Linked DNA regions of Mus musculus: regions 2, 3, 4, 5 and 6 are each linked to region 1. The links are chromatin loops, found by intact Hi-C in ENCODE. Cell type or tissue: heart. All regions are shown on one strand.

Region 1 (5,000 bases):
TGGCTAACATCAAAATAGGGTGACGAGCTGCACCCTTCCCGCCTTACCCTTGACTCAGGAGCAAGAAAGTGGATTAGACACAACAGTTTCTTGTGCTTCTGCACTCTCTTGAGCCCCAGTTGGGGGCAGGTTAGAGGCCTGCCTGGACTCCATCGTGAGCTTAAACCCATGGTCTCAAAATAAAAAGGAGAAAGAGGGCTGGAGGTGTAGCTCAGTGGTAGGGCATTTGCTAACCTCAAGAAGCCAGCAGGGATGCCCTGTGTTGCCACTCTGACCTCCTACTTTGTGCCTCACTGAACCCCGAACCCTCCTGTACAACGTGTTAAAAATTCTTTTTCTTTCCTTCCTGCAATCCTCATATTATTACTATTTCTCCTCCTACTTGTTCTTTTGGGTTTTGGTTGTTTAGTTGGTTGTTTTGGGGGTTTTTGTTTGTTTGTTTTCTTGGTTTTGGTTTTGCTTTGGGGTTTTGTTTTTGTTTTGTTGTTGTTGCTGCTGTTGTTGTGAGACAGGGTTTCTCTGTGTGGCCCTGGCTGTCCTAGAAGTCACTTTGTAGATCAGGCTGGCCTCGAACTCACAGAGATTCACCTGCCCGAGTGCTGGGATTAAAGATGGGCACCACAACAGCCTGGCTTCTCTATTTCTCCTTTAAAATAAAAAATCCAAACTGAGTTGTTCATCTGGAAGCTTCTGTTTCACTGGGGACCTTCTTCTGGCCTGGGTGTCCTCCTGCACTCCAGAGAAGCAGCTCCACGCCGTCTTCTTGAGCGTAAGCGGGGTTGGCGTTGCTTCCCAAGCCTCTGGCCCAATGTAGCTGATGGCCCTGTTCCCCAGGAGACACCAGGAAGGGTTTGCGGTGAGGGTGTGGCATCAGAGAAGCCTGCTGTCAGGGGTGGATGAGAGGTCCCCCATGATTTCTACTTAATGGCCTCCAGAGCCTAAGAGAGCTCACTCTCTGCCGCTTCCCTCTTTGTCACTCTTGTGTTTGAGGCAGCATCTCACGATGTAGCCCTGGCTAGTCCAGCACTCACATTGTAACCTTGGCTGGCCTGGAGTTCACTATGCAGACCAGGCTGACCTCAGATTCACAGCTCCCGTTGCCTCCATCTCCCCAGTGAGAAGAGCAGGACCACCATTCAGGGGATTAAGGCAGCAGGATTGCTCACTGCGCGTCTGAGGCCAGCCTCAGCTACAAAGTGAGTCCCTGTCTCAGAAGAGACGGCTTAGTGGTTAAAAGCACTGGCTGACTTTCCAGAGGTCCTGAGTTCAATTTCCAGCAACCACATGGTGGCTCACAACCATCTGTAAAGGGATCTGATGCCCTCTTCTGGCATGTCTGAAGACAGCTACAGTGTGCTCATATAAATTAAATAAATCATATATATATATTAAAGGAAGCCAGTAGCCCACAGAACCACACTTCATGGCAAGGGGTTCGTCTGTCTTGAACCCAGTTAGCAGAGGACTGGTGAGGACTCTGAACTCTGGGGGTTGCTTCACAGGTGACTCTCCATTAGCTAATGGTTCAGGTTTCCACTTCAGAAGGCTTTTCCGGATTGCGTGTTTACAAGTGGTTTAAACTTTACTGCTGTGAGCGGACCAGGCCTTGGAAATAAAGATAGAAACACACAGAGCACTGACTGAGCAGAGAGCTCTGCTTCCGTTTGTAGAAGTGATATTTAGCATGAAAGTCTTTCAACCATTGCTCATTAACCCCAAAGGACCTTGTGCACACAGCTAGTGACAAAGTTTATCACCAGCAGATTGGGCAGTTCTGTTTTATGGGACACCCTGATACTAAGGTCTGGTTAACTTAAGTTTTTCCTTTTCCTGTTTTGAGATATGGTCTCTGCAGTCCAGGCTAGCCTTGGGATCACTGTATGGCCCAGGGTATTCTCAGACTTGCAGCAATTCTCCTGCCTTAACTCCCCCAAAGTTTGAAATTGCAGGCCTGTGCTATCGTATATAGGTTTTTTTTTCTGGGAATTTTGGGGGGCGGTGGAGAGGGGAACGGTGTCTGAGACAAGGTCTCCTGGTATAACCTCAGATGGAGCCTAGACTATAGCAATCCTCCTGCCTCAGCTTCCTGAGTGCCGTGGTTGCAGGCATGAGCCGCCATGCAAACGTCTCGTCTCTCATATGGAGCTGGTTAGCTGGAGCCCTGACCACCCATCACGATGACCCTCTTCCACATGTCCTAGGCAAGCAAGATGAAGCGTCACATCCGCTCACACACGGGTGAGCGTCCCTTCCAGTGTTGCCAGTGTGCTTACGCCAGCAGGGACTCCTACAAGCTGAAGCGCCACATGAGGACACACTCAGGTGAGGGCCATGCACCCGCTCAGTTGCTTTATCATTTGAAGACCGTGCACGAACGGTCTCCTCTCCACGTACACCCTCAGGCTCCCACTCAGGGCTGGTGAGGGGCCGCCTGTGTCAGGGAATTCCGTAGCTGGGGCCCTGCGATGCTGCTGTCTGGTTGGCTTGCCTTCCTGTTCCTGCCTTTGAGGCTAAAGCTTTAGCCTACAAAAACGCATTGCTTGGGAAAGAAGCCCCAACACAGCATCCCTGGGACTGGCCGGGGCTCACGGGGAAGCCGGGGAAGCCGTACTCCAGAGAGTCAATTGCTTGCTGTTTGTGTGACAGGTGAGAAGCCGTATGAATGTCCCACCTGTCACGTCCGGTTCACCCAGAGCGGGACCATGAAAATCCATATAGCACAGAAGCACGGAGAGAATGTGCCCAAATACGAGTGTCCCCACTGTGCCACCATCATCGCGAGGAAGAGCGACCTGCGTGAGTGTCCCCTCTCACCTGTCCCCTCAGTTTGAAAATCTGCAGAGCCAGCCTTCAGACTCCTGAAGCCATTACCTGGCCTGGGAAACTTTTCTAGAGATGTTTTTACAGAGGTCCTGTAGCACCCTCTGGTGGCTAATCTTAGTAAGTGCGGTTCAGAAGCTGGCCAGCCTAGTCCTGCAGGTCCACAGAAGGTTTGATCTAATCCGCGGGTGTTGTTTTATCTCACGTTGAACTTGCTCTTACAGGTAAGGACACTGAGGCTTGGGAGACATGGAGACTTTTTCTGCTAGGGACAGCGGTCCTGATGATCTGAGTGTCACAAGGCAACTGTGCAACTGCGTCCGAAGTTCAACTCTGTCCCTGTCCCTGTCCCTTCCTCAGCCTGCCCTTTGCACACCCTGCTGGGAGCTGAGGGTAGAGAGGAGAAACTGAGACAGGGTTCTCCCTGAGAAACTTGCTTCAGTAAGAGGCAGCCTTCAGCAAGATACAAAGTCTGCCTTCTCCTGTGGGGGGCCCTTGTGACACAGAACTTTCTGGAAGAGACCTGCAGGAGCGACTCTGTGCTTGGACTTGGGAGCCTGCAGAGGGGGGAGGGCAGCCTCTGGCATAGAAGGAGGGAGATGGTGTGGACAGGGAGTGTGGAGGGCAGGGAGTTACAGAGGGCTGAATTTATTTAGGGCAAGGAGCTATCAAGGGCAGAGAGTTGGCAGAGGGAGCCCTTAGATCTCTGTGACCTCCCTACTCCTCCCTCCTCCCTCCCTTACTTCCTCCTCCCTCCCTTCCCCCTCCCTCTTCCCTCCTTCCCTCTCTTCCTCCCTCCCCCCTCTCTCTCTCCAAAATTATGTTACAAGAGAGACAGTAAAAGTGTCTGCAAAAATAAAAGTCCAACCAGTTGCCTTGGAAAACTCCAGAGATTTTAAAAAATATTCCTGCGGGGGTAAAGGTATTTGCCCAATCTCACCTAGCAGCTGAAATATTCTGTCATGCTTCTGTGGTTCCTGAAGTACCACGAAGCGCTGCCCACTGCGGTCTGCTAGGACCAAAGGATAGCTAGCCAGTAGCCAAGAACAGCCAGTCTGTCACAGGCCAGAGGCAACCTCTGCAGCCCTTGCAGGGGTGCTGTGGAGATCCTGGCTCTCCTAAGAATAAGGTGGTCTGCCATCTCTGAGTCTAATATGGGGTACAGGCTGCTCCTCCGGGATACCGATGTCCTTTGATCAGCATCATACAGTGCCACGTGCGCACCAGGCCTGAGGGTTAGCCGCATAAAGAGCTTCCTATAGGGAACTTAACATTGCTCAGGTCATGGGACGAGGGGGGTTAGACTCCTAGCAGGACAACAGTCATGGTTGTTACAGAAGACCCCCCCCCAGCCCTGCTTCGAACCCCCTACAAGGTGCTACTGTTCTCAACACTCATGGCTGACCTTCTGTAGCTTTGAACAGATCTTAGACTGAGCCCTCTGCTTAGCTCCTTCCTGGCAGTGGTGCTCACGGGGACATTCATGCCACAGGTGTCCATCTGCGTAACCTGCACAGCCAGAGCCCGGAGGAGATGAAGTGCCGATACTGTCCCGCTGGCTTCCATGAGCGCTATGCCCTCATTCAGCACCAGAGGACCCACAAGAACGAGAAGAAGTTCAAGTGCAAGCAGTGCGATTACGCGTGCAAGCAGGTACTGTGTCGCCGTGACTGCTCATGCACGCAGGCGAGCTGTGTGAGGCAGGTGTGTGAGTGGGTGGGAGATCCGGGAAGCAGTCGTCCTTAAGGAAGAGGCCAGGGCTGCAGAGATGCTTCCGCTCTTAAGAGCAGTTGTTGATCCTGCAAACCCACATGGTGGTTTATAACTCCCCATAATGCGCAGTAACTCTAGTTCCAGGGGATCTGACTTCCTTGGGCACCACACACGTGGTACACGCGTGGTACACACGTGGTGCATGTATGTGCAAGCAAGCAAAACGCTCATACGTATTAAAGTAAAATATAAGTAAATGAATTTTTAAAAGAATGGAAGGAAGGGCCCGGCAGTGGTGGCACACGCCTTTAATCCCAGCAGTTGGGAGGCAGAGGCAGGCAGATTTCTGAGTTCTAGGCCAGCCTGGTCTACAAAGTGAGTTCCAGGACAGCCAGGGCTATACAGAGAAACCCTGTCTTGAAAAACAAAAAACAAAACAAACAACAACAACAAAAAAGAATGGAAGG
Region 2 (5,000 bases), 450 kb before region 1:
CAGTGCACTTAACCACTGAGCCGCGTCTCCAGGTGCCCCGCTGGGTTTCTTTATGTGGGTTCTGGGGCTCAGACTCAGGTCCTCATGCTTGCACAGCAAGCGTTACTGATGGAACCGACCCTCACCCCCACCCCGCCCCAAGCCGTCCTCCCCATCAGCTGTGCAACCTCAGAACCAATGGCCATCTCCTGAGACCCTCGGCTCCCCTCTACCCATCTCATCAGCAGGTTTTGCCCTTCTGCACAGCCAGTCCTGTTGGCAGAAGAAACAGCCCAGGGGAATTGCCTACCACAGCAACTCCTTGGTGAGCAGGAAGGAGGGCAGTTCTGTGGTCGGCTACACATGCTTTAGAGACTCCCTCTGCCCCTAGATATGTGGCATTAGACCAACCAGGGGCAGCTCTTGGGGTCTCAGCTGCCTCATGTGGCGCGTTCGGGGTAGTAAAACCTGCCCCTGTTGCCACCAGAGAGATGGAATGCCTGGCTCGAAGCAGACACTTGAAAAATGGCAGGCATTATTCGTATTATTATACCACCAACACTTAATTTGCTTAAAATGTTTACTCTCTGAGAATCGATCCCCTCCCGGATTCCAGAGAGGCTCATAAATTCTCAGCAAACCTTATACAATAAGAGTCTCCATCCAGAACTAATAATTCCCAAAGTGGGAGATTAATAATTTCCCGTAAACTTGCTGGTCTGGACATTAAGTGGTGGAAGGCTTTCTCAGCAACTCATAGAGCGCCCCCAGGCCAGAGCCGCTGCAGAGGAACAACAGGCTCTCAGGCAGAGGAAAATTCCAGTCTTCAGGCCCTGCCCCTGCACTGCGCATTGAATACAGAGGCAGCCAGTGGAGGGCACAGAAACCCATTAACATTTGGCAAAACACCGGGGTTTGTGTTCTGCGGAAATGTCAGGGATGCTGCTATATGCGTCACTTGAAAATTCAAGAGTGGAGCTCAATTTGGGGGGCTCGAGGGTGGCATTTCTGCCTGAGTCCTGGAACTTTCTGCAGAGCGGGCACAGGGGACATGTACATTGGCCAGGGGGACACGTGTATAGCCCTCACGACATCCGGAAAGGGGTCTGTCCTCCATCACTCTAGGAGTACACATCTGGCCACGGAACAAGAAAGCCCAGTGTCCCATCTGCCCCAGGAAATCACGTCCTGTGTTCCCACAGCATCATCCTTGACTTGTTTGGTTGCTATATGTTCTAAATTTAAAACGGAAAAAATTAAAAAATACCAATAACATCTGGGGCTCCAGAGTGCATGTGTGTGTGTGCCTGGGAAATGTCACAGGGATGTTTAGAGAATTCCATATCCTTGCAAGGTTATAACTCACCATTTCCTGTCCAAATCCCAGTCTAGACCCAGCTCCCCAGCTTTGTGGAAGTCCCAGAGCATAAGATGTTTATATATGTTGAAACCGCAGGCCTGGATGATAAGGCCTTGAGTATCCCTTGTGCCCAGCACGGGGTATGTTGGGGGGCATAGTTTGCAGCTTTTGAAAGACCATACAGGGTTGGAGGGATGTGATTAAGGGTGTTAGCAGTCCTTATAGAAGGCCAGGATTCATTTTCCAGCTCAAACCTACCTGTAACTTCAGCTCCAGACCCCCTCTTCTGGACTCTGTGGTCACTGCATGCATATTCCGTAGATGTATGCAGACAGTACGTAAACACACACAAAGGCATACATGCATGCACATACACGTTCAGGGACACACGCACACACGTGTTTTTATTTAAAAAATCATTTGAGGGTCTTGGGATGTAGCTTAGTTGACTGTGTAATACCTGTGAGGCCCTAGGTTCAATTCCCAGCCTTCCAAAAACTGGGTGTGGATGTCAGCTGGAATTCGAAGTTCAAGGACATCCTCAGTTACACGGTGAGCTCTAGGTCATCTTGGGCTACATGAGACCCTGGTGGGTTTTTTGTTTGCTTGTTTGTTTTTAAAAAAAGACTTGATCTTGTCTTGTATACTGTAAGTACAAGCCAAGGGACTGCCCGGGATGTGGCCCTAAGGGTTGGAAATATTTACTTGATCCCCAAGTTATAACTGTCAAGAGACACCCTGTGTATGTTTGTCCATGTAGATTTAGGCATAAAGAATGATGTTAAAGAGGCTGAGGCCCTGGGTCCATCCACACTGTATTGGGGATCAAGTTTGATTCCCAGAAACCAAGCAAAAAGCCAGATTGGTGGAGACTGAATCCCTCGGGGTCTGTTGGCCAGCCATTCCAGCCTATTGGAGACTGGACCCCTGGGGGTCTGTGGGCCAGCCATTCCAGCCTACTTGTAGTAGGCTAGTGAGAGCTCCTGCTTCAAGTAACAAGGAGGATGGAGCCTGAGGAGAGGCACTGCTGTGGACATTTGCCCTCCACAGATGTGTGTGTGTGTGTCTGTGTGTACACATGCATACATATACACCTTACACATGTTTGCACACAGAAGGACACACTTGCACATATGAATACACATGCACACACACATATGTGCACACATGCATGTACACTTATACATGCATAGGAGTGCACACAAGCACAAATATACACACAATGCACACAGACACATACCCACACATGCACATGAGCACACACAAATGCATATGCTCACATACACACAAAATAGTCACACAATATACTCATACAATGCACGCACACCCACACACATTCTTGCACACACACACACAAAGAAGAAGAAAGGAAAAAGACCTGTCCCATCATAGCTCTTCAAAGCTGGGGAATTTTGACAATGAGCCCTTCCAAGGTATTTTTGAATGCCGTATACAGTGAATGCACTCAGAGCATTGAGGTAGGGGGCATAAGCATTATGCCACAGCAGGTCAGTCAGGTTTCCTTAGACATGCCTGTGGGGCCGAGCACCATCATGCAGTGTGGACTGAAGGGTGAGCAGACATGTGCCCAGACTCCCCAGACAACTCCACTGAGATGCCTAAGACAGGTGCAGTGACAGGGACCAGACCCCAAAGCTTCCAGAACTTTTAAAAGCCCCCAACTCCTGGATTCTGAAAGGAGCCCCTCCCAGACCAGCTCAGAGCTAGCTTCTGCTAGGCAGTGCTATTGGGAACTGCGACTGCAGGCTGGAGATGGAGCTACCACCAGGTGTCGCCTGGAGACCACAGATGGATTCCAAGCCAGAGACTGGAGGCCAGCCAAATCCCCCTTTCTCCCTGCATTAGAACCTTGTGCCTCAGGTTTCCCCACCCCATTATTACCTACTGTTTTCATCTTTGCGTAGGTGAAAAATAGTTTTTAAAACATGTAAATTTGTATTTTCTTAAGATAGTGTCTCATGTAGCCCAGGGTACTTGACTCCTTCTGGACTCATGTCTTCCAGTTTAATGGCCTTCCAGGGGCTTAGGAATCATGGTCTCAGGGTTAAGGGTAAGAGGTAGCTAGCTTTAAAAGAGAAAAAAAAATGTAAGGGTCTCACTATTATGTTGCTCTGGCTGCCCTGGAATTCAATATGTAGCCGAGGCTGGCTTTGAACTCATAGAGATCTACCTGCTTCTTCCTCCCAATTGCTGGGTTGAAAGGTGTGCGCCACCATGCCTGGCTTGTAAATCCACATTTTGACCTCCAAACAGAGGGGTGCCTAAGACCTTTCAACTGTAACGGGCATTGTAATGCAACAAGAGAGGGGAAGGCACCTCCAGGGCCAAGCCTTGCTCCTCAGCTGAGTGCAAACCATGCGTGTACACGGAAGGGCTGGCTGTGATCTAAGACACGCACGCGCAGAACCACATGCAAAGATTTCAGAACAGCATCCAGCTCGGCACCATGAAGTTCTGGCTGGGGTTCTGAGATGGCCCGTAGAGTGTGTTCCCACCTGCAGGCAGAGTCCTTCTTGGAAAAGAACCGAAAAGAAGGTCCACCTGGAGGCCAAGAGCGTCAGCTGCCAGCAGGTTAGACAAGTGCCCTGTGTGGCGGTGGGGTCAAGGAGGTATCTGATTCTCTGCTTGCCATCCAGCAACGAGAGAGGCGTGTTTTACCTCAGTGTTCCTGCGCTGGGGCCCACTGGGGCTCCGTCACCACCTTCCTTACCTCACAGCCATCTCTTCCAGGGACAAAGCCAGCCAGATGGCTTCTTTAGATCATCCTGGCCCTCGCCAGACCCCTGCTCCACCCTTCATATAGCCTTCTCTGTGTGTGCTCATGCTTGAGTGTGCACGTGCAGGTGTGTGTGGTGGCCATGCTGGACATGAGTTATCTTTTTCTCGCCTTTGGGCTGCTGAGGTGGCTCAGCAGATAAAGGAGCTTGCTGCCAAGCATGATGACCTGAGTTTGATCCCTGGGACGCACGCGACGCATAGGGAAAATTGACTTCCTCAACTTGTCCTCTGACCAGCTCCATCTGTGTGCACCCGCACCTGCCCCCTATACGCATAATGTAACACAACATTGTTAAGAGAATCTCTAAGCGAAGGAAGCCTAAGCTTGCTGATTCAGCTACACTGGCTGGCCAGCAAGGGCTCCTCCTGTCTCTATCGCTCCAGAGCAGGGTTTACAGGAGTGTCCCACATACCACTTACATGGGCACATGGATCTGAACCCTGACCCAGATGGGAAGTCACCATGATTCACTCCCATCCTCCGTAGGCTTGGGGAGGATATATGTGAGCCAGAGGAGAGACGAGCCGATGCAAGGCACCAAAGTGTGGTATCAAGGAGGGTTCAGGTCAAAGGACAGATGGCAGCAGGTATTGGCAGGCAGGTGGGGGAGTCTGGCCAGGCTCTGCTGGAATGAGCCATGAGATTCTTTGGAAAAGAGCTTGGGACATCTTCGGATGTCGGACACAGAAATACTGTGAGACCCTTCAAGCCCACTCCATGGTACATACCAGAGAGAACTTGAGCTATAATTCCACACAGAAAGGCACATACGGTCATGTTTGTAGCACCTTTGCCTACATGATCAGAAAATCTAGCCACCCAATTTGAGGTGTTCATACAGGGGAATATTAGTTACCCACA
Region 3 (5,000 bases), 52 kb before region 1:
TACCAAGGGGCTCACAGCCTTGCTGGACCACGGGACCTGGGGTGCAGGGGAAGAACTCTCAGGGAGGAGTGTGGACTAATGACATTTGCTGCTCCTCTGTGGCAGCCCCCAAGTCCCCACTCCATGCATTTCAGACACCTCTAAGCTTTTGTGCCCATGCTGAGGAGACCCAGATGGCTAAGAGAACGTGACTCGAGGACATGGTTCTGAGATAATTAACCCCACACTGATCCTGCCCAGATGCCCTCCTGTCATGGATACAGGGCTCCTGAAGTGTGCTTGGCCTGCATCCTGAGCCTCTCCTGGAGACCCCTTTCACTCTGCTGAGCTTCCTGTGAGAGCTAGCCAGGAAAACTTCAGGCAAAAGTTCAGGGTGGGAGAGAAGGGCACGGTTCTGAAATACCTCAGCCAACAGGTGCTCCACCTCAAGGCACAGTTTGTCCCCACGTCAGGAACTTTACACCTACGGACAGGCTCAGACTCAGTGTTTCATCAGAGGTGGGGGTAGGGGTCTCTAGACTTGATATAAATACCAGCTTGCAGCTGGGGGCTTCTGTGGAATAGCAGGTTGGGGTGAGGATGACAGGAAGTGTACACACATCATCTGCTAGCAGAACTGGTAACCCTGAGACATGAGGCCAGAGACCAGGACTCGCAGATGGGAGGGGAAATCTGGGGCAGGCGCTGCCTAGGTAGATCACTTCTTCTGTTCTAACATGACCCAGTAGCCTAGCGTGGAAGAAATACATTTTCTTTCACTACTTCTTATGGTGGGGCTTTTCCTGATGGTTCCTAGGCCTTGGCCGTGGTAGTCAGCAACTTGGCCTTCAGGGTCTGAATACTCTTCTTGGGATAGATGTGAATTCTTTTTCTTGGAAAGCAATTTTTACTTTTTTTTTCCCTTCCTTCCTTCCTTCCTTCCTCCCTCCCTCCCTTCCTTCCTTCCTTCCTTCCTTCCTTCCTTCCTTCCTCCCTCCCTCCCTCCCTCCCGCCCTCCCTCCTCTCTCTCTTTCCCTTCTCTTTTTGTGGTACTGTGGATTGAGCCCAGGGCCTCCTGCATGTTAGAGCTACATAAGAGCTACAAACAACAACCCTAGCTCAGTGCCCACCCCAGAAAGGCAGATTTGCTGCACTCGGGCTCAAACCCTTTTGTTCCTGGCTTGGGAAAGGGGGTAACTGTGACCTTCGGGCATAGAAAGAAATGCTGTTCATGGTCCCGATTGCCTTCCTTCCTTCTCGCACCCCTCACCCTGACATCTCTGAGAAGGGAGGATGGGGATGGGGGCCACAATGAACACCAAGTGCCACCCAGAGCCACAGTTGCTCATCTGAGTCAGGGAGGGGAAGGACAGGGCCCCACCGCGATATGGTTCCACTCAGCCACACCGAAGGTCTAAAGTAAAGCAGAAGAAATTACTGTCCTCTTAGACTCCCTTTCTGTGTCACACTCCTTCAGACATCCTCAAGAGAATGCAAATCTACCCATTTTACAGCCAAGGAAGTTGAGGCTCGGAGTTCCATGCAGTCGATCACCGAAGGGCACACTGAGGAAAGAGGCAGTCTCGATTTGTTGACATGCAGCTGTACTCTGTGTCACACACCCCAAGGCCTGTGCTGAGCTGGGCCATCCCGTTCATCCCCATACCTTACCGAGCTAGTACTGCCTGGGGAACATAGGTGAGGTACAGGAAGACCCTGCTGTCACGTGTCAGAGCCTGTCAGCTAGGAAAGAGGGAGGACGGTGGAACCGGAGATCAGCTCTTCCCCACAGGTGAGCCCACCTGGAGCCATTAGTGCAACATCTGCACAGAATAAGCTCCTCTTCCTGGGGTCCAGTATTCCTGGCAGGGACACAGAGCAAGGGAGCCAGCCAGGCCCGAGCTGCTTAGCTCCCCTGAGAAGCCCATGAGTAGTCCAAGGCTCTGGTTCAAGGATCCGATCCTGCTTCACTTAAAGGGGAAGGGAAGGCTCCTGAGTCCCAACCCGGGTGGATGCTCCTGGAGCCCTGTTGCACTGTGGGTCTGGGGAGGGCCCTGGAGCATTGTGGACCCGTGGAGGTGACTCTCGAAGGGAGTGGCCGGAGGTGTCTAAATAACTGTGGGAATGAGCCAGCAGCTGGGGCGTGCTGGAGGAGGGTGGCGGGATCTGAGCCAGCTCTTCCAAAGAACAACACACTCAGGGGGAGCCGACGCACCCTATAATACACTATATAAAGTTTATGGTTTGTTTAGACTCTTCTGGAACAACCAATAAACGCAGGGAGCAGAAGAGATTCAGGAAGGGCTGGAGGTTGACCTTGGGCCTACCCCTGCAATCTCCCTTCCCAGGCAGCCTGTGGCGCAGCCGCTCTGTTGAGCACACACGAAAAGACAATTAACGCTCTTCCTTCTGTCTTTTCCACACTCTCTAGGCCCGTGGAAACGGAGAAAAGTGTTGCTCATAAAAGGGCTTAAAGGCCTGTGCTTGTTCACACTGCACTTTTGGAGATGGCTGAGCCCTGAGGCTCAAACTCTCTTTAAAATTCACCTTAAACCCTCTAGATCCAGCTGTGCAAACGCACAGACCTGTCCCGAAACGCTGCCAAAGAGCGCCAACTAGTGGTAACAATGTTTTATAACATGGGAAGCCGGTGCTCTGCTTTCTCCCCTCCTTCCGGTCCCTCACACATCCCGTCCCTCATACATCTGGCCCCTGACAAGTCCCCTCCTTTCAGCTGTGAATCCCCCAGGCTCCCGGGGGAGCAAGATTAGAGCCCCAGGGTGTTTAATCAGTGTGTTCTCCCTTTCTAATAAAAACCAAAAAGAGGCAATGAAATCTACTTTTTCTATAAAAGTTTATTTTGTAATTTTTTTCCCAAGAAGTGGTCCGGATACCAATTTCAATTATGTAAAGAAAGGTAAGGAAGGGCGGTGTATAAAAATAATTTAAACATACATACTAGCAACAAAGCAACATGACTCTCTAGTTACAGCTACAAATTTGCCCAAGATTTTTCCCCAAAGGTTTTAAATATACTGTGGACAATGGGACAGACAGGCATGTACACACACACACACACACACACACACACACACACACACACACATGCTCACACAGAGACACGTTCACACACATATATACAGCTCAAGTATGTTTTCTGTGCATTTTAGCTAACTGCTACAGCTAACGTGAAGAACTGGATTCCTGAGTGACCTTGAAGTGGAACCAAAACCCCCATTGGTGTCAAATGCAAACTTCAGAGACTATGCGGTGATTTCCCCTCCCAATCTTATTTGCCCCTAGCCTGTTCTCTGTGCTACTCAACTGACTATTAAAAGGTGCTTTTCTGATCTACTCAGCATTGTGCCGCTATCTCAAAGCTGGAGCAGGCTGGCTTTCTCCTAGATCTCAGCGCATGCTGTGAGTGGGAAGGGGTGACTCTCGAGACGCCCCCATTGGGATTTACATCTGGCTGATTCTCTGTTTCAGGGCTCGGAGCTCCCTCTCAATTTCGTAAGGGAGGTCGGTGTTGACCTGGTCCTCCAGATACCTGTCGATCTCCTCCACCTCCTTCTCCCAGAACTCCTTAGAGATCCCAAACAGCTCCTCCACGTTGACGCCCCCCAGGCCTTTCAGGTTCAAGGCGTTTTCCTTAGGGATGTAGCCGATGGGCGTGAGCTTGGCGCTGTCTTCCCCTTCAATCCGCCCGAACATCCACTCCAGCACCCGGGAGTTCTCGCCAAAGCCTGGCCAGAGGAACTTGCCATCTTTGTCCTTCCGGAACCAGTTGACATGGAAGATCTTGGGCAACTTGGCTGCTGGGCGGTGGGCCATGCTCAGCCAGTGGGCCAGGTATTTGCCGAAGTTGTAGCCGAAGAAGGGTCGCATGGCAAAGGGGTCGTGCATGATGATCTTGCCTGCCACAGAGAGACCACCATTTACCTCTGACCCAATCAGGCCAGATTTCTCCCTCCCTGACAGACACCAAGAAGAGGGTTTGGGTTGTAGACTGTGACTCACCCTTGTGTTCTGCAGCAGCTGTGGCCTCAGATCTCATGGCTGCTCCTACAAACACCCCATGCTGCCAGCTGAGGGCTTCATAGACAAGGGGGACACCTTGAGCAGGGAGACAAAGATCATTAAAGACTTAGGACATCTTAGTTCTATGTCACTGTTCAACCATGCTGTATCTTTCCTTCCCTCCTTCCTTCCTTCCTTCCTTCCTTCCTTCCTTCCTTCCTTCCTTCCTTCCTCCTTCCTTCTTCCCTTCCTTCCTTCCTTCCTTCCTTCCTTCCTTCCTTCCTTTCTTGTTTTGTTTTGATGAGAAAGTTTCACTCGGTAGCCCAAGATAGCCTGGAGCTTACTCTGTAGACCAGGCCAACCCTGAACTCAAAGCAATCCCCCTGCCCCAGCCACCCAAGTGCTAGGATTACAGCTGTGAGCCACTCTAGGTCTGACAAGCCGAGTTTTCTGTTGAGTTAACCTTTCACCTAGAGAGACAATGAACAGGAAACCGCTAAGGGCAGTCACAGCAGAGAGATCACTCAGTGGAGCAGAACAACCTGAGCTACCTCAGATCACAGACCCAGAGAAGCCATTGGTGATCAGAAGGCTGGCCCTATGTTTAAAACTGCCCAGTTAGTCTGGATATAGGAGGGAGATCTTTGGAACCAGCTTGGAAAAATATTTCCTGGATTTCTTTGCATCGCCACACCCCAGGTTCCCAGCCTGAATAGAAGATGCCTCACCTTCAGGTCTACGGCCACCAAAGATGATACCCTCAATGGGTACTCCTTCTGGAGATTCCCAGGCAGGGTCAATAATGGGGCACTGGCTGGCAGGGGTGCAGAATCTCGAGTTGGGATGGGCACATGGTTCCGCTGCAAGAGAGAGAACGAGAGAGATACCCCTTAGCATGGCCCAGATAGGTGGCACCCAGAAGCCAGAGCACACAGCCTCTCGAGGGACTCACCGTCCTGCGGTCTCCACTCCTTGTTCTTCCAGGAGGTGATGGTGACTCC
Region 4 (5,000 bases), 76 kb before region 1:
CTATATCCTTCCCCCAGCCCCAGCCCCAAAGCTGAGATGTCTCAGCTGCTCTCCCGCACCTGAACACACCAAGGGCACCGAGGGACCCTAATTATCCTGCTACACAATCGGTTTCCAGTGCCACTCCTCTGGCCACTCTTGATGGCTTCAGGCGCTGGGCAGGGAAGTGGCCACCTCGCTGGTGTCCTGGCTCTTGCAGATTCACAGCCTTGGGCCGAGCGCCCTCTGCTGGTCACGTACTGTCTGGCCAGAGCACCACACAGTCAGCTTGGCCAGGGAACTTGAGGGTCTCGGGTGGGCCGGGCGGAGGACTCCCGGGGCTGTGCCCGCGTGGCTAAGTTTCTGGAGTTTTACATCACAACCCCTAAACTGTAAACACACTTCAAGCTAGGTTCCTCCTTACACAGGCTCTCTCCAACCGACGCCAACGCTCAACGTTCAAGGACCTGCACCCTTATCAGGGACAACCCCGCAACGTGCTTTGTCTGTGAAGAGCTCCCACCCACCCAAGACCTGCTTGCTCCCTCCTGGAGCCCACAGCTTATCCCGCAGTTGCTGACACCATCCGACTCCTACAGGCACCAGTGCACCCTCCGTGCCTATGTGTGAAGAGCTGTCTATCTCAAGAGCACAGGGATGTTGAACTACTGGCCAGAGGTAACACAGCCTGCAAAGAGCAAGGATTCATGACCCCTGTGGGTAGGAGAAAGCCCCTTGTACTGTGGAAATACCTCCGGGATGCGGGGGAGGGACAAAGATGAAGTTTGGACCCCAACCGAGAGTGGTGATTTGCCTGTGGGGTCCCAGGGCACACATCCAGCCCACAATCCTTCAAGCTATCCGAAAATATGCATGAGTAATATTCCAGGTACACGGAGGACAGATATCGGGACACCTCAGCTTCAGAGGTTAGGCCTTCCTATCTCCTAGTCTCTGTGCCTCAGTCTTCAAATCTGTTAAATGGGGCCATCACCTTCCTCCCTCTGGGGGTTGTTTTTAGGACCAGGTGAGAAAATGTCTAGCCAGGTGACTGGCCATATTCATCCTTCGAATGATCTGCTGTCACCACTCATATCACTAAACTTTACCTAGGACTAGCAGGGAGCCTCCTTCCTCCTCTGCCGTCCCTCTTTACCGTCTCACACCTGGTGTGAGTGGGACGGTCCCTCCAGCAGGACTCAGGAGGCCCTGGTGAGTGCTTGATGTCCTCCAGTCAGTTTGTGCTCTGAGCTGTGACACCCTGAACTACTCCAGTACAACATGTCACACACCACATGTCACACACCAGACCTAGCCACGTCCAGCCATGAGTCACATGGCCAGAGAGAGCCCCGCCCCTCAACCAGAGCTTTCCCAAGTGGGAAGTGACTGACAAGGTCCTTGGACACTCAGCAAACGTGCAACTCAATTTGTTGTTCCCCTCCCCAGGCCTCAGTTTCCCCATCTGGAAAATGGAAAGCATAAATGAACCCCGGGGGTCCTCGGAAGTGGCTGTAAGCAGTTGAGATGCCGTGGTCCCCGTATCAGCAGCTCCTTTACAGTTAGTCTCATTGGATGGGTAGGTCCATCCAATGAGACAATCACTTCCTGTCCCATATCGCCTCGTCCACAAGTGACAAGAGCAGACAGGTGACTGTGAAGTTGCTCCAGTCTCCCAGACAACAACGGGGATGTGGTCTCTGTGCTCTGAAGTCCTCTGAGTGGGAGAACAGGACAGGTGGCCAGGGAGCCTCCACTGAGAAGCACAGCCCATTGGAAGCACAGCAGACGCCACCCTGGGGCTGAGGTGCCCCATGGGTGGATCTGCTCTGTCCTGGCTACTACGTGCCTACCTCCAGCAGGCAGGACCACGAGTTAGGGAGCCCCTGGGGCAAGCTAAGGACAGTGACTGTCCTGAGTTGCCACCTTTGTGGACAGAAGCAGCCCGGTAGTGTGATATCTGTCCCCTGTCCCACTCCCTGTCCTCTTGGTGAGGTCTGTGGTCATCCAGTCTTCCTCAGTGGAGGGAGAACAAGGGGAGAAGATGTCGGGAAGCTCACCTGGCTCCTGGTCACGCCCTGTCTGGTGGCATCTCGAAAGCACTCTCAGCCCACCAGGAGAAATCTCGGCTGACAGAGAGGGAGAAACCCCATCTTGAAGTGCGTGGGAGCCCAGCAGTTTCCTGACTCTGTGGGCTGCGAATCACTTTTTACATTAGAAAGTATCTGGGTGTGTGGAGAAAAGTCTGGAAGGAAATCGGAGAGTGTGGGAAGAAAGGCTGGTACTGGGCATGAAACTCCAGCCCCTGGGTTTCTTAGGGTCCCTTGGCTTTCAGTGTCATCTGAGGATCACCTGTGCTAACTGGGAAGTGTGCGTGAATGTCTTTTGCGCCCTCCTGGGACACTGACACACCTGGACAGAGGTCTGGTCCGGAGCGTCCATGGCTGAGATTTCGGCCACCAGGTGGCACCCTTGATCTATTTTTAAACAGATGATTCAAAATTCGGACTTGGCTAACAGGTGGGCAAAGGGCCGGACTAGCCCAGGAGCCAGGCCAGGAGGGTTCCCAACGTCCCTCTGAGAGCCCTCTGTGGAGCAAGGGCAGTTGCTCTGCTGTGAGATCTGCCTGATGTGAGCCTTGAAGTGAGCTTTGTCTCATGTCCCTGCCCCTGCAGAGGTTACCAGCAGGGGTCTGTCTGTGCCACAAGACCACCATGGGGCTGGCACCCTGCTGTGCTTCCTTTCCTCAAACTCTAGGTCAACTCTACAGCCCAGACCCACCCCACTGTGTGTGTGTGTGTGTGTGTGTGTGTGTGTGTACATGCCACAGTATCTGGAGACCAGAGAACAACTTGGAGTTAGTTTATTCAGGTTGTCCATCTCTCCCAACCCCCCAAGACAGGCTTTCTCTGTGTAGCCCTGGCTGTCCTGGAACTCACTCTGTAGACCAAGCTGCCCTCGAACTCAGAGATCCTAGCTTCCTCTGCCTCCTGAGTGCTGGAATTAAAGGGGTGACCACTCTGCCCTCTGGTTGTCAGGCCTGACAAAGAGGTACCTTTACCTGCTAAGCCATCTCACCAGCCGGAGACCTCACTCTCTCATGATACCCTCTCTGTTTCTGGCTGACCAGACCCCAGTGGCCTGTGCCCTCCTCCTGGCTTCTTTCCACCTTCAGCCCCAGCCACACCCAGGCCCCTCAGCCTCTCCCAAGCTCTCCTGCACAAGGCTCTTTGCAGAAATGTCGCCTGCTCTTTTTCCTCAGTTTCCTCTGGCCCATCTCTCAGGCTCCATGTGCTATGCTGGCTGGTGGGTCCTGAATAACCCTCTTCCCATGCATCCGTCCTGTAAGCATCCATCTATTGGTTTAGCGCGTTCCAATGCCAAGAGCAGCCACCCCGCCGGTGGTCGCTCGGGAGTTACTAAAAGAATGAAGTTCACCGGTGACCCTGCTATCCAGTGGATCCGGAAACCTGGACACCTTGACCCCAGGCCTCTCTCTCTTCCACATGTTCCTCCTGTTCTCCAGGATCCATGCCCTTCCTTCAGAAAGTCCTAGGTGACATCTTGGCTCAACTCGGGCAGTGACCTCTCCTCTGGGTACTCTTCCTTCCTGCCCTCAACCTCCCACCATGAGGCCAGGCCTCCATTGTCCTTCGTCCATTAAGATGTCCTAGCTCTTCCCTGAGTCAGCATGGACCTGCCCATGGGTACCGGCCACATGGTCAGCATGGGGACCTGCCACACGGTCACCCACAGGTCCATTCCGAAGCTGTAGCTTTCCACCTTTGTCAGCATTCTTCTGGGCTAGGCAGGAACCACAGTCCTCAGATTCCAGGACATCAGCATCTGTCCCAGCCCACGCTATAGCCCTGCCCAGCAGGGGGCCTGGGCTCCCCCAACACCACCAGAGTTCCTAATTGCAGGCGCCATCTGACCTACCTGAGCCTGGGGTGAGTTGAGGGACAAAGAAGGGGCTGTTCTGGCCTTGACCTTCATAGGGAGGCCGTTACTTAAGAGTAAGCGAAGGGCCCCTGGTCCACCGTGCACCAGAGCTGCCTGGGAAACCCAAGTCCTCCGCTAGGGCCATGTAAACGTCCTAAGCAAACGTCCTCTCTCTGTGTGTGCCTGGCTTCATGTTGGTGCTGACAAACAGAGAGTTGTGGAACGGTATCATCTGCTGGGCAGGAAGTTAGTGTGCAGAGATTGCTGAGCTGGGTCTGCTGGGTCTGCCCACCTTGGAGCGGGGAAGCATGCAGTAGTGGCTTCGCTGGCCATGCTCTGCTGTGCTTTCTGCTTGCCAGGAGCCCCTTTGAACTCCCCCTCTTGGTTCTTTCGTCTCTATTGGGGTTCCCATCCACCTGGTTTCGGGCCTCAGTAGAAGGACCAGGTGAGACTTTGCTCCTAGCCAGTCCCTTTGTCTCTGTGAGTCTCCAGAGCGAAGTCCATTCCCTTAGCTCGGGGTCTTTGTCTTCTTGGGGAAGCAAGTCCAGTTTTACTCTTGTCCCAGCAGGGATGGGTCTCCCCACTTCCTTCGCATCCCCTGCACCCACTGCGATCCCTGGGGAGGACATTCCAGCCAGGACCCATGGCCATTGTTGTGTCTATTAAGAACACAGCACCCTGCCAACTCAGTCTCTAAACTCACTTTCTCAGTGGCAAGCACCTCACTGGGACCCCAGACTTTGAGCCAGAGCTGGTGTCTACAATGACCCGAGTTCCCTCGGAGTGCTGGCGTTGTGGCCAGTGGCCTTCTCAGAACCACTGGGATAATCGTTAATTTTTCTGGCCCATTCTGGCTCAGGGCAGCCCTGGTAGCTAAAACCAGAGGTCACGGGGGACTGAGATTCCTCCCACCCCTCCAGGTTTTTTACCTGAAATGAAAGGACATGAGGTAGGATGGGGTAGGGTAGGATATGGTGGGATGAGATGGGATGGGGTGGGTGGAGTGGGGACTAGGGAGAGATGGGGTGGGATGGGGTGTCATCCCCTGACTCCCATCCTCCCTGCTGATATTCAAGCTC
Region 5 (5,000 bases), 440 kb before region 1:
TTGAGCAGGTTTGGTCCCCATAGATTCATGTATTTCAGTGCTTGGCATCATTAGGAGGTGTGGCCTTATTGGAGTAGGGGTAGCCTTGTTGGAGGAAGTGCATCACTGTGTAGGTGAGCTTTGAGGTCTCCTGTGCTCAAGCTCTGCCAAATGTGGAAGAAGGCTTCCTCCTGGCTGCTTGAGGAAGACAGTCCTCTTCTGCTGCCTTCAGGTCAGGATGTAGAAGCCTCAGCTCCTCCAGCGTGATGTCTGCCTGCACAGTGCCATGCTTCCCGCCATGATGATAATAGACTGAACCTCTGAACCTGCAAACCAGCCGCAATGAGATGTTTGCCTTTATAAGAGTTACCTGGGTAAAACCCTAACTAAGACACCTGCTTCAGGCTTGTGCCCCCAGGCCATGAGAGTCAAGTGTTGCTGCCTTAAGCCTCAATTTGTAATGCTTGTCACATAACTGTGGGGCACCCACCCCTTCCAGGCATGTGGCAACCAGGCATGTGGCAGTTGCTTGGAGCCACCTCAGGGGCCTCCACGTACCTTACTGACTTTGGAAGTCACTGTATTGGGTCTCTATGATGTTGTAACTATGTCATCGGCTCAGAGACTTAGATAGGATATATGACCTCATAGCTTTAGAGGAGGGCACCTGGCAGCTCCACCAGAATCGGTCGTGGCAACCCTGTGCTCTTTTCTAGAGGCTCCGGAGGACATCCTCTGTTGTACAAGACTCCTCTGACCCAAACAACGGCCATCTTGGAGAGTTTGCTTGCCAAAGGTCACCTCAGCTGGGCCTGTTGGATGACTACGCCATCCTCCCATAGCGGGACAGGGAGACCAGAGTCTGCAGCCACTTGCTCCACACCACCTACAGTATCCAACTTTGTCCTAACCGCATGAGGCATTGGGGAGGGCACAGAACGTACAGGCCAAGTAGAATAGGAGAGCGACTCCATGTGTGTAGTTATGGGACAGTTGTCATCCCTGCTGGGTGGAGATTTTCTAGTGCAGCCTTTTACTGGGGGGATCTTCCACACTTTTGTAGGTAACTCTTCATTCTATGCTCTGAGAAAGTCCAATAAACTTATCAGCCCCCCCCCCCCAGAGTGAATTTTAGTGGAATGGTGTCTCCATTTATCACTGGGGCCTTAGGAAGGAGGAATTGCTTATGTGTCCCCTTGGGAAGGAACTTAGCAACGGCCCATTCCCTGGTTGTTCCATTTTCTAGAGGCTGCTGAGGGTGGGGAAGAGGGCTTTGTCTCCTGGCCAGGAGCATGAGGAATTTAGATGCCTGAGCCTATGGGAGTCCACAGGGTAATGGGGAGAGGAGGGGAGAGATGGGCCAGGGCAGAGCCAAAGCTATTACAAAGAAGAAGACATCATGCCTTGGGCTCAAAATATAAGGACATGCTGAACTAAAATAAACTAATAACCAACAACCCAAACCACACCTGTAATCAAGATAAATGACATTTTAATGCAATTTTAAAAAAATCAAAATTAATGCCAAAAAATCTATGCAAACAAAATACCAGGGCTTTAAATAAAGACAGATGAATTACAGTGTTATGCTCAACAATATTGGAGCTAGAGGCAACAGAATAAAATCAGTGAGAGGATCCCTTATTTACTGAAGACTTCAATATTTTATACAACATGAGACGTTTGTATTGACTTTAGGTTTTAAAAGAAGTTATTTGTAGAGTGCTGATTTTTAGTGCATCTGCTTTAATTTTCTACCCATTTTTATCCCATGTTTGGAGGTAGATGGCAAACCAGGTGACAGTTTTCCCAGAAGGGTGGCGCAAGCATTCCAGGGTCAGTGCTCTTCCTGTGAGTGAGGGCTCAGCACCTGCTGAGCAAACAGGCTGAGGCTCTCCGCAGCGGGCCTCTGGCTCGTGCATTGTTGCAAGGGTCCAGCAGGGGGCAGCATGGCACCTCAAGTCCCGCCTGGGCCAGGGGCATTTCGTTTCTACAAAGGTGCCCAGACAAGAGAGGGAGGCAGAAGGCTGCTGGAAACCCCTGCTCTGGGGTGGTGGTGGGGTGGGGTGAGGCGCTGAGGGGGTGGGGGACTCCAAGTTATGGCCATGGTGAACTGCGTGGTTTTATTGCATTTGAATTGAAAACAAACAATGAATACTGTGCAAGATTGAATGTGAATGTCACACCCGTCTCACCACAGTCATTCTGGCCTGGACAGACTCTTCCTTGTGAATGCAGGTTGGGGTGGGCTGGTCTCTGCCACACCCTGCAAGGTGTGCCCTGCTTCTCTGCTCCACCTTGTCTGTCAGTAGGGATGAGCTGCCCCGGAAGGCCGAGAGCATGAGTACCATATTTTGGCCAAGCCTTGACACAGCGTTCCCGCCACATAGCAAGCGGGTGGCAGGTGGCGGGTGACATCACCCCTGGATGCCCCCTGCCCCTTCTGGGGTCATGATGGAGCACAGTGCTGTGGTCTTGGCCAGCCTCAGACTCCTGGGTCTTCCTCGATAACACATTTCCCCACTGAGTGACATCTTTGCCTCCCACGGGACATGCAGGGAAGGCACCCAGCTGTCACAGTGTTTGTGGGGTGCCAACTATGGGCCAGGAGCTGTGGAAAGGTTTTGGGGGTTCACCTCTCCAGGGTCCTGTCTAACTGCAAGCCAGTGGGGACGCAGGGCTGCTGGACGCAGGGCTGCTGGGCTGGGAGCCCAGAGTGAGCGATAGGGGAGCAGGGACAGGGGTGCGAGTGATAAACAAGACTGAATTCCTCTCAGGTGATCATTTAAAGTAGACTGGATATAGCGTGGGTGATGAGTGTTTGGGGAGTCAGGGCATCTTGTCCTGAAAGAGCGGCTCCCACTTCGGCATCCCGATGCCGGGGAAGGACTTGATTTTCATTCTTTATTTTGTGCCGTTGACATTTTATTCATTTTCTGTTTTCAAAAGCCAAGAGCACATCCTTCGATAATTTGAAAGGAAAATCACAAAAAGGTAAGATGTTCAGGCAGAAACCCATTTAGACATAAATGAACCCCAAATCAGTGATTCTCAGCAGGAGGCTACAAGAAGGTTCTGTGAAGACCTGCAGTTGACTGAGCTTGGCATCTGGGGTCTGCCCCATCCATACTGAAGGAACTGGGTGAGCCCAAAGCATTTGTTGCAGGGACTGACCACAAGCCGGGAGTCCTGCTTACTTTACTAGATCCTTGCAGTCAGAGAGAGAGACAGGGAGAGAGAGAGAGAGAGAGAGAGGGAGAGAGAGAGAGAGAGAGACAGACAGACAGACAGACAGACAGACACAGAGAGAGACTCATTGTTATTTGCATTTTCTCAGAAAAATTGAGACCCTGAGATAAACCATCCAAGGTCATAGAGCACAAAAGACTCTAGATTCAGAATTCATCCAGAGCCAACTCTTGACACCCTTCAGGATTCTGTCCCTTACGGTTCCTTGTTACTCTCACCGGTTTCTAGCTGAGGACAGTCATTACTGACAAACCAGGACCTTTGAGCACAGTGTCCTTCAAGGCATGAGGGATGAGAGCCAGGCTGCTAGATTTGTCTCTCTTTCCTCTGCCATCTCTGATGGGGAAACTGGGGCTCAGAGAGGCCAAGCCACCATCTCTCTCCTACAGTTAGTGTGGTTGGCTCCTGCCATGTTCCACATGGGTAGGTGGGCCTGACCCAGGCTTTGAGGTACTGGAGTGCTGTGGGAGCCATGGGGAGCTGTGGGCACCTTGGTGACCATACTACCCCAGCTCTTCTCTTCCTGAGGGGTCCTCTACCCTCCAACCTCCCCAGTTCCCCTCTGCTCCTCATTGTCTCCATCCCCTGAGATCCCCCATACACTCTCAGCTCAACAGTGACCTCAGCAGGGGTCCCGAGAGGCTCTTTTCCAGAGCACAGCCCCTTCTCTTGCAGCTTCGGGTCCATGGCTGCTGGAGTCTTGTCTTCACAAGGCCAGCAGCTTTGTGGCTAGCTTTCATCTTGCTCTGGGACAGTGGCAAGAGTACTAGGAGGAGTGATTGGATGGGTGGGCACAGGCCTGGCTTCCCTTACACAGGCGTCCTTCCTGGGGGTGGGATGACCTGAGCTCTCAGTTGTGGACTGAGGATCTGTCAGTCGGCTGAAGGACTGGAACTCATGGACAGGGCCCCGCCTCTTGTAGCACAGGGAGATACGTTGGGGGTCTTTGAGCTGACTGTCCCATCTGTGTCCAGGGCCTTTCCCTTCCTGGCAGACTGGAGGTCTAGTCCTCCTCCTTCCTTGCAGGTGGAGATGGCCCTAGCCCCATCACAGTAGAGGCCAGCGCTTAGCAGGCCAAGGTGGTGAGCTTGTGAGTGTGGTTCTGAGATCTCCCTTGCAGGCTGAGGGTGCGTGGGGGAACTTGGGAGAGGCCGAGTTTTCTGTGCTTTCTTCAAGAGCCTCCCTCTGCAGGACATGGGGACAGCATGTGGTTGTTGAGTTTTGGCTTCAGGTTCAGGGCAGACATGGGCCTCACAGCTTTGAAGCAAGTCTGTGTATGTGAGCCAGGCCCTGCGTGCGTGATGGGACTGCCTCTTATTGGTGAACAGAAGAATAGGGAATGCTGGCAGCCAGGCAGGTAACAAGCCCGGCAGGTGGGCTTCCTCTCTGGTACCTTTCTCCCTTTGTGCAGTTCTACAAGGCAGACTGAGGGAGGAGGGACACAATGTGGAGGACATGGAGAGGGGGAACGGGGACAGTGACAGTGACGGCTGGCTTTTCTGTGGGTGTCTGGCTGGTGACCTTTCGGAGAAGTAGATTCAGAAGTGACTGCTATTTGTCGAGGTGCAGTTCAGAGACATCAGATGGAGTTGCTACCTCTGTGAAAAATGTCAGGCCCCTGCTGTCCCTGACTGTGGAAAGTGGATGCAGCAGGATCCAAGCTGAGATCTGACACCCCCTGAGGAAGTGTGTCCTCAGAAAACGCTCGCATGTCTACTCACTTGTGGAGATGATAACCAGTGGCCTGTGTGAGTGTGTGTATGTGTGTGTGT
Region 6 (5,000 bases), 350 kb before region 1:
GCAGGGAGACATGGCCCTGCTTCTTGAGGTCACATGTTGGTGAAAACAAACTTGTCACTCACTGAAGGCCACACAGGGTGACAGCTGCTCTGAGGGAGGTCTGTGTGAGGTCCCATGGGAACACAGATCAACACCTGCCCCCTGCTATTTCCTGCCTGGCTGGCAGGTTCTGTTCCAAGTGGCACTGGGTACATACCGTCTCCGGTGAACATTTGATTCATTCCAACAAACCCCTTTCATCTGAATGCTGCTTGATGAAAATTCATCAATTAAGTTATTCAGAGATTCAGACAGAACGCTCCACAGCCAGCACTTGGCAACAGGCTGGGGTGTCCTCTGCCACCTGCTTGGGTGAGAGCCTGTCCTGTCTTCTTCCTGGTGGGTCCTACTCATAACTGGATGAGCACTTCTTGGGAGCACTGCACTTCTTGGGAGCACTGTTCTTCTTAGGACCATGTTCCTCTGCACCATGCTCAGAAGCACCCCTCTATGTGACCTGGGACGGTATACCCCTCTGTGATATGGGGAAGCACCCCCCCCCATGTCTTATGGGGAGCACCTGCCATGTGGTCAGGGGAGCAGCCCTCCATGCTGTATAAGCTGGCTTTGGATAAAGGGGTTCTTTCCTTGTGTTTTCTCAGAGTAGGAGGGAATGGGAACAGAGCCACCCGAGTCCAAGTGGCCAAAGCAGGTGTTGTCAGCAAGGAAATCAGTATAAATGACTACCCAAGGCACTTATGCCATTTCTGGTTATTTACACAGGAGACAATAAAAATAGCCAATGGGCCACAGAGATCTCTACATGTCTGCCATGGTTGTGACATGATTCACAAGAACCTAGGTAGGGAATCAGTCTAGATGCCTGTCTATAATGGGCAGTTAAACAAATGTCAGACATGCACACAACGCTGTCCATTGGGCAAAGCTTGGGAACTAGGCTGTTGTGTCCAGAGGGCTGTGCTGGCCAGTGGACACTGAGGTAACATTACTAAGTAAGTCACCCTTGTCTTTTCCCCTTTAAACAGGTGGTGCATGTTCCATCTTGGATGTCATATTAGAAGGTTTGGCACTATTAGAAGGCTTGGCCCTGTTGGAGTAGGTATGGCTGTGTTGGAGTAGGTGTGTCACTGTGAGTGTGGGCTTTAAGACCCTCTTCCTAGCTGCCTGGAAGCCAGTATTCTGCTAGCAGACTTCAGATAAACATGTAGAACCCTCAGCTCCCCCTGCACCATGCCGTCTAGATGCTGCCATGTTCCCACCTTGATGATAATGGACTGAACCTCTGAACCTGTACGCCAACCCCAATTAAATGTTATCCTCATAAGAGTTGCCTTGGTTATGGTGTCTGTTCATAGCAATGAAACCCGAATGTCTTAGTTAGGGTTTTACTACTATGAACAGACACCATGACCAATGCAACTTTTATAAAGGACAACATTTGCTTGGGGCTGGCTTACAGGCTCAGAGGTTCAGTCCAGTATTATCATGGCAGGAACATGGTGGCATCCAGGCAGGCATGGTGCTGGAGAAGGAGCTGAGAGTTCTGCAGCCAGGAGAAGACTGTGCCCTACACTGGGTGGAGCTTGAACATTTAAAACTTCAAAACCCTACCTTCACAGTACACTTCCTCTAACAAGACCACACCTCCTAGTAGTGCCACTCCCTATGAGCCAAACATTCAACCTTGAGTGAGTCTATGGGCGGTCAAACCTATTCAAGCTACCCCAATCACTCAATACTTGGCTTGTCTAGGTGCCTTCTGGGAATTGAAGTCAGGTGCTTATGATTACTGTCCACTTTACTGACACAGCCATCTTCCCCGATCTCCCATCCCCAACCCCACCCCCCATCTCCCATCCACCATCCCATTTTTGCGCATTTAGAAGCCTTCTAGAGACCCGCGTACTGCCCCTCCCGGAGAAGGGAGCGCTGCCGGCTATCACCTACAATCCATACCTGTCCGGTTTGCCTACCTAAAGCATCCTGGATTGTCCTTGGGGTCCCTATGTTTGGGGTAGCAGAAGACTCTCTGATATGTCCTGGGAGGGCTTCATTCCTAACTCACCCCAACGGTCTTGGTGATGAATGTGGAGTCTGTGGCAGGTCCAGGCCACGGAGGCCTTAGAGCCTGGCTTTCTTTTGGTTAATGCCGGAACAGTCTCAGCCACCTCGTTCCCCACATCTGAAATCTCAGCTGCTTTTCCCTCACAGCTTTGAAGACTGAACTCTACCATGTCTGATGTGCCTAGCTATTTACTGTCTGTGCCAAACCAGCTTTGGAAACTGGCATAGTGATAGCAGAAACAGGTTCCACAATTCTCACACATGCACATCACCTGCTTTGTTCGTTCACATTGACCTCGGATCACCTTGTCTTGCTACTCACTACTTCCTGCTGCTCCTCACTACTTCCTGGTGCTCCCCACTACTTCCTGGTGCTCCTTGCTACTTCCCGCTTCTCCCTGCTACTTCCTGTTGCTCCCCTTCCTCCCCCCAATGGCTGACCCTCTGTTCTACTGTATTTTCAGTCTAGATTTCACACTTGCTGTCTTGGTGTTTCTGAGACTATCATCTCATTTCATGCAACTCAACAACCTTCAGTTTTATTCTGCATAGTTTCATTTTTCATGATAGCTGAATTACAATCCTCAAGGACATGTTACATCTCTTTTATCCACTCTCTTGTTGGTGGGCATCCAGGCCACTTCTCTCTGTACCTTGATTAAAATGACAAGAACCACAGGAAAGATGGCTGTGTGGGCATCTCCGTGGACTGTTGACTGGGAGACCTTTAGGTATATGATCAAATAGTACAGCTGGATTATATGGTGTTTAGCTTTTGTTTGTTTGTTTTGTTTTTTTGAGACAGGAGTTCTTTGTATGGCCCTGACTGTCCTGGAACTCACTCTGTAGACCGAGCTGGCCTCAGACTCACAGAGATCCACCTGTCTCTGCCTCTTGAATCCTGGGATTAAAGGCGAGCCACCATCAATTGGCTTATTTAGTTTTTGATAAAGTTGTAAGCTGGTTTCACATTAGCTGCACTAGCTTAGATTCCCATCAACAGTGTGGAAGGACTTTGTTCTAGTGTTTGCTTGTTTTACTTTTTTGTTTTCGTTGTTGTCTTCTGATAAATACCGGTACCAAAAACAGCTTCAGGGAGAAAGGTTTATTGACTCACCATTCCAGGTTTCTGTTCATTGCTGAGGTAAAGTCAAGGCAGGAACTCAAGCTAGTTCCCTCACATCCACAGTTCAGAGCAGAGAGAAACAAATGGACAGATCCTTTCTTGCTTGCTTGCTGTGCCTTACCAAGTTTTCTCCACTCATACAGTTCAGGGTATCCTGCATAGAGAATAGTGCCGCCCATAGTAGGCTGGGTATTCCCACATTAACAATCAAGAGAATCCCCACAGACACATCCACAGTTCAGCCTGATCTACAGCTACTCATTTGAGACTCTGTCCTACGGGAATCTAGCGTTTGTTGAGTTATTAGTTAAAGCTAATCCGTGCTGGCTCTTTACTGCCTACATCCTCATGGGCATTTCCTGTTAGTTTTCTTGATGGTAGCCTTTCTCACTAGAATGGGATGGAATTTCAGTATAGTTCTAATTCCTCTTTCCTTGATGGCTTAGATATACTTGTCATATGCTCATTGACAATGTACACTTCTTTGTTTTTGAGACAGAGTTTCTCTACATAGCTCTGGCTGTCCTAGAACTTGATGTATAGATCAAGCTGGCCTTGAACTCACACAATGATCCACTAAACTCTGCCTACTGAGATCTGGGATTAAAAGTGTGTGCCACCACAACTGGCTCTGCACTGCCTCTCCTCCTCAGCTTGCTCTTCCTTCTCCTTCTCTTCCTCCTCCTCCTTCTTTGAGAAATATTATGTTCAATTAATTGGCTCATTTGTTTATTAGATGATCCAAGTTATTTTGGGGGGTTGTTTAATGCTTTGAGTTTCTTGTATATTCTGGATGCTAATTATCTGTCAGATGTGTAGCTGGCAAAGACTTTGTGCTACCCACTAAGATGGCCTTTCACTCTGGTAATATTCTGGATGCTAATTATCTATCAGATGTAAGGCTGGCAAAGACTTTGTGCTACCCACTAAGATGGCTCTTCACTCTGGTAATTATTTCCTTTGCTGTGCAAAATCTTTTAATTTGATGCAATTAAACTAAACTTTGTTAGCTAATGTTTGCTGTTGGGGTCTTTTAAGGACAGCCCTTGCCTTCCCTGCATTGTGAGGTGTTTTCCTCATGTTTTAGGGTTCCAGGTCTCCCCTTTGCAGACACACCAGGTTCCCAGCATTTTGAACAGGCTGCTTTCTCTCCAGTGCATATTTTGACAGCTCCACTGAAAACCAGGAGACTGTATCTGAATGGCTTCCTTCCTGGGTCTTCTAGTCTACTTACCTAGCCTATGCTTTGTTGGGCTGTAATTTTTGTTACTATGGCTTTGTAGTATAATTTGAAATCAGGCACTGAGGTACCCACGGCCTTGCCCTTTCTATTTAGGATCCTTTTCGCTGTTTGGATGTCTCGTGCTTCCATGTGAATTTTAGGATTTTTGTTTTCTGTTTCTGTCAAGAACAGCACTGGCATTTCTGTGAGGGTTGCGTGAACAGGTGACATCTTTCCACTCTGTAGGATGTTCCTCCATTTGTTTCTTCAGTGACGGAAAGTTTTTGTTGCAGAGGAATTTCATTAGGTGTTTTATTTCTATTAGACTTCTGTGAGTGATATTTTTAAAATCTTGTTTCATTCTTGGTCAGTTGGTATACAGAGAAGTTACTGGCTTTTTGTATCTTGATTTTGTACCCTGCTACTTTGTTGAAAGAATGCATGAGAGCTGAATGGTTTCTGATGGAGTCCTTGAGGCCTGTTAGGTACAAGGTTGTGACGTCTGTGGGTCCAGGCGATTTTACTTTTTGTTTTGTTTTGTTTTCTTTCTATTCGTGTTCCTTTTATTTCTTTATCTTGCCTTATTGC

What was found. Peaks named below come from ENCODE experiments on the same cell type or tissue, not always from the same donor. Only the 100,000 strongest peaks of a DNase experiment are listed, where the experiment ranks them.
Region 2: it touches region 1 in a loop (8-fold over the local background); 32 of 42 quality-filtered maps call a loop at or near these places.
Region 3: it touches region 1 in a loop (3-fold over the local background); 4 of 42 quality-filtered maps call a loop at or near these places.
Region 4: it touches region 1 in a loop (6-fold over the local background); 37 of 42 quality-filtered maps call a loop at or near these places.
Region 5: a loop joins it to region 1, with 8 times the contacts of the local background. A loop is called at or near these places in 17 of 42 quality-filtered maps.
Region 6: it touches region 1 in a loop (2.8-fold over the local background); 6 of 42 quality-filtered maps call a loop at or near these places.

What each region holds. Positions count from the first base shown.
Region 1 is chr2:173,105,505-173,110,504 of GRCm38, reverse strand. All of the region lies in intron 4 of Gm40011, which reads right to left. It overlaps Ctcfl (CCCTC-binding factor (zinc finger protein)-like), which reads left to right. Exons shown (of 11, transcript NM_001355185.1): 6 at 2,202-2,322; 7 at 2,647-2,796; 8 at 4,313-4,473. Among named protein-coding and RNA genes, the nearest start is that of Ctcfl, 12 kb to the left of the region's middle. In heart, a CTCF peak has its summit at 2,937 (motif pointing left); DNase peaks (open chromatin) are centred at 864, 2,924 and 3,389; H3K27ac peaks cover 523 bases; H3K27me3 peaks cover 277 bases.
Region 2 is chr2:173,560,153-173,565,152 of GRCm38, reverse strand. No RefSeq gene overlaps it. Among named protein-coding and RNA genes, the nearest start is that of Ankrd60, 16 kb to the left of the region's middle. In heart, CTCF peaks have their summits at 1,634 and 3,115 (motif pointing right); no DNase peak of the experiment used is centred here; H3K27ac peaks cover 196 bases; H3K27me3 peaks cover 667 bases.
Region 3 is chr2:173,157,088-173,162,087 of GRCm38, reverse strand. Pck1 (phosphoenolpyruvate carboxykinase 1, cytosolic) reads right to left here. Exons shown (of 10, transcript NM_011044.3): 7 at 4,952-5,000; 8 at 4,728-4,859; 9 at 4,000-4,095; 10 at 2,814-3,896. The coding sequence ends at 3,442. Among named protein-coding and RNA genes, the nearest start is that of Pck1, 6.5 kb to the right of the region's middle. In heart, a CTCF peak has its summit at 2,593 (motif pointing left); a DNase peak (open chromatin) is centred at 2,635; H3K27ac peaks cover 811 bases.
Region 4 is chr2:173,181,750-173,186,749 of GRCm38, reverse strand. No RefSeq gene overlaps it. Among named protein-coding and RNA genes, the nearest start is that of Pck1, 31 kb to the right of the region's middle. In heart, a CTCF peak has its summit at 2,429 (motif pointing right); DNase peaks (open chromatin) are centred at 219 and 2,569; H3K27me3 peaks cover 1,963 bases.
Region 5 is chr2:173,543,430-173,548,429 of GRCm38, reverse strand. No RefSeq gene overlaps it. Among named protein-coding and RNA genes, the nearest start is that of 1700021F07Rik, 23 kb to the right of the region's middle. In heart, a CTCF peak has its summit at 1,896 (motif pointing right); a DNase peak (open chromatin) is centred at 1,919; H3K27me3 peaks cover 2,961 bases.
Region 6 is chr2:173,460,360-173,465,359 of GRCm38, reverse strand. No RefSeq gene overlaps it. Among named protein-coding and RNA genes, the nearest start is that of 1700021F07Rik, 60 kb to the left of the region's middle. In heart, no CTCF peak of the experiment used is centred here; no DNase peak of the experiment used is centred here.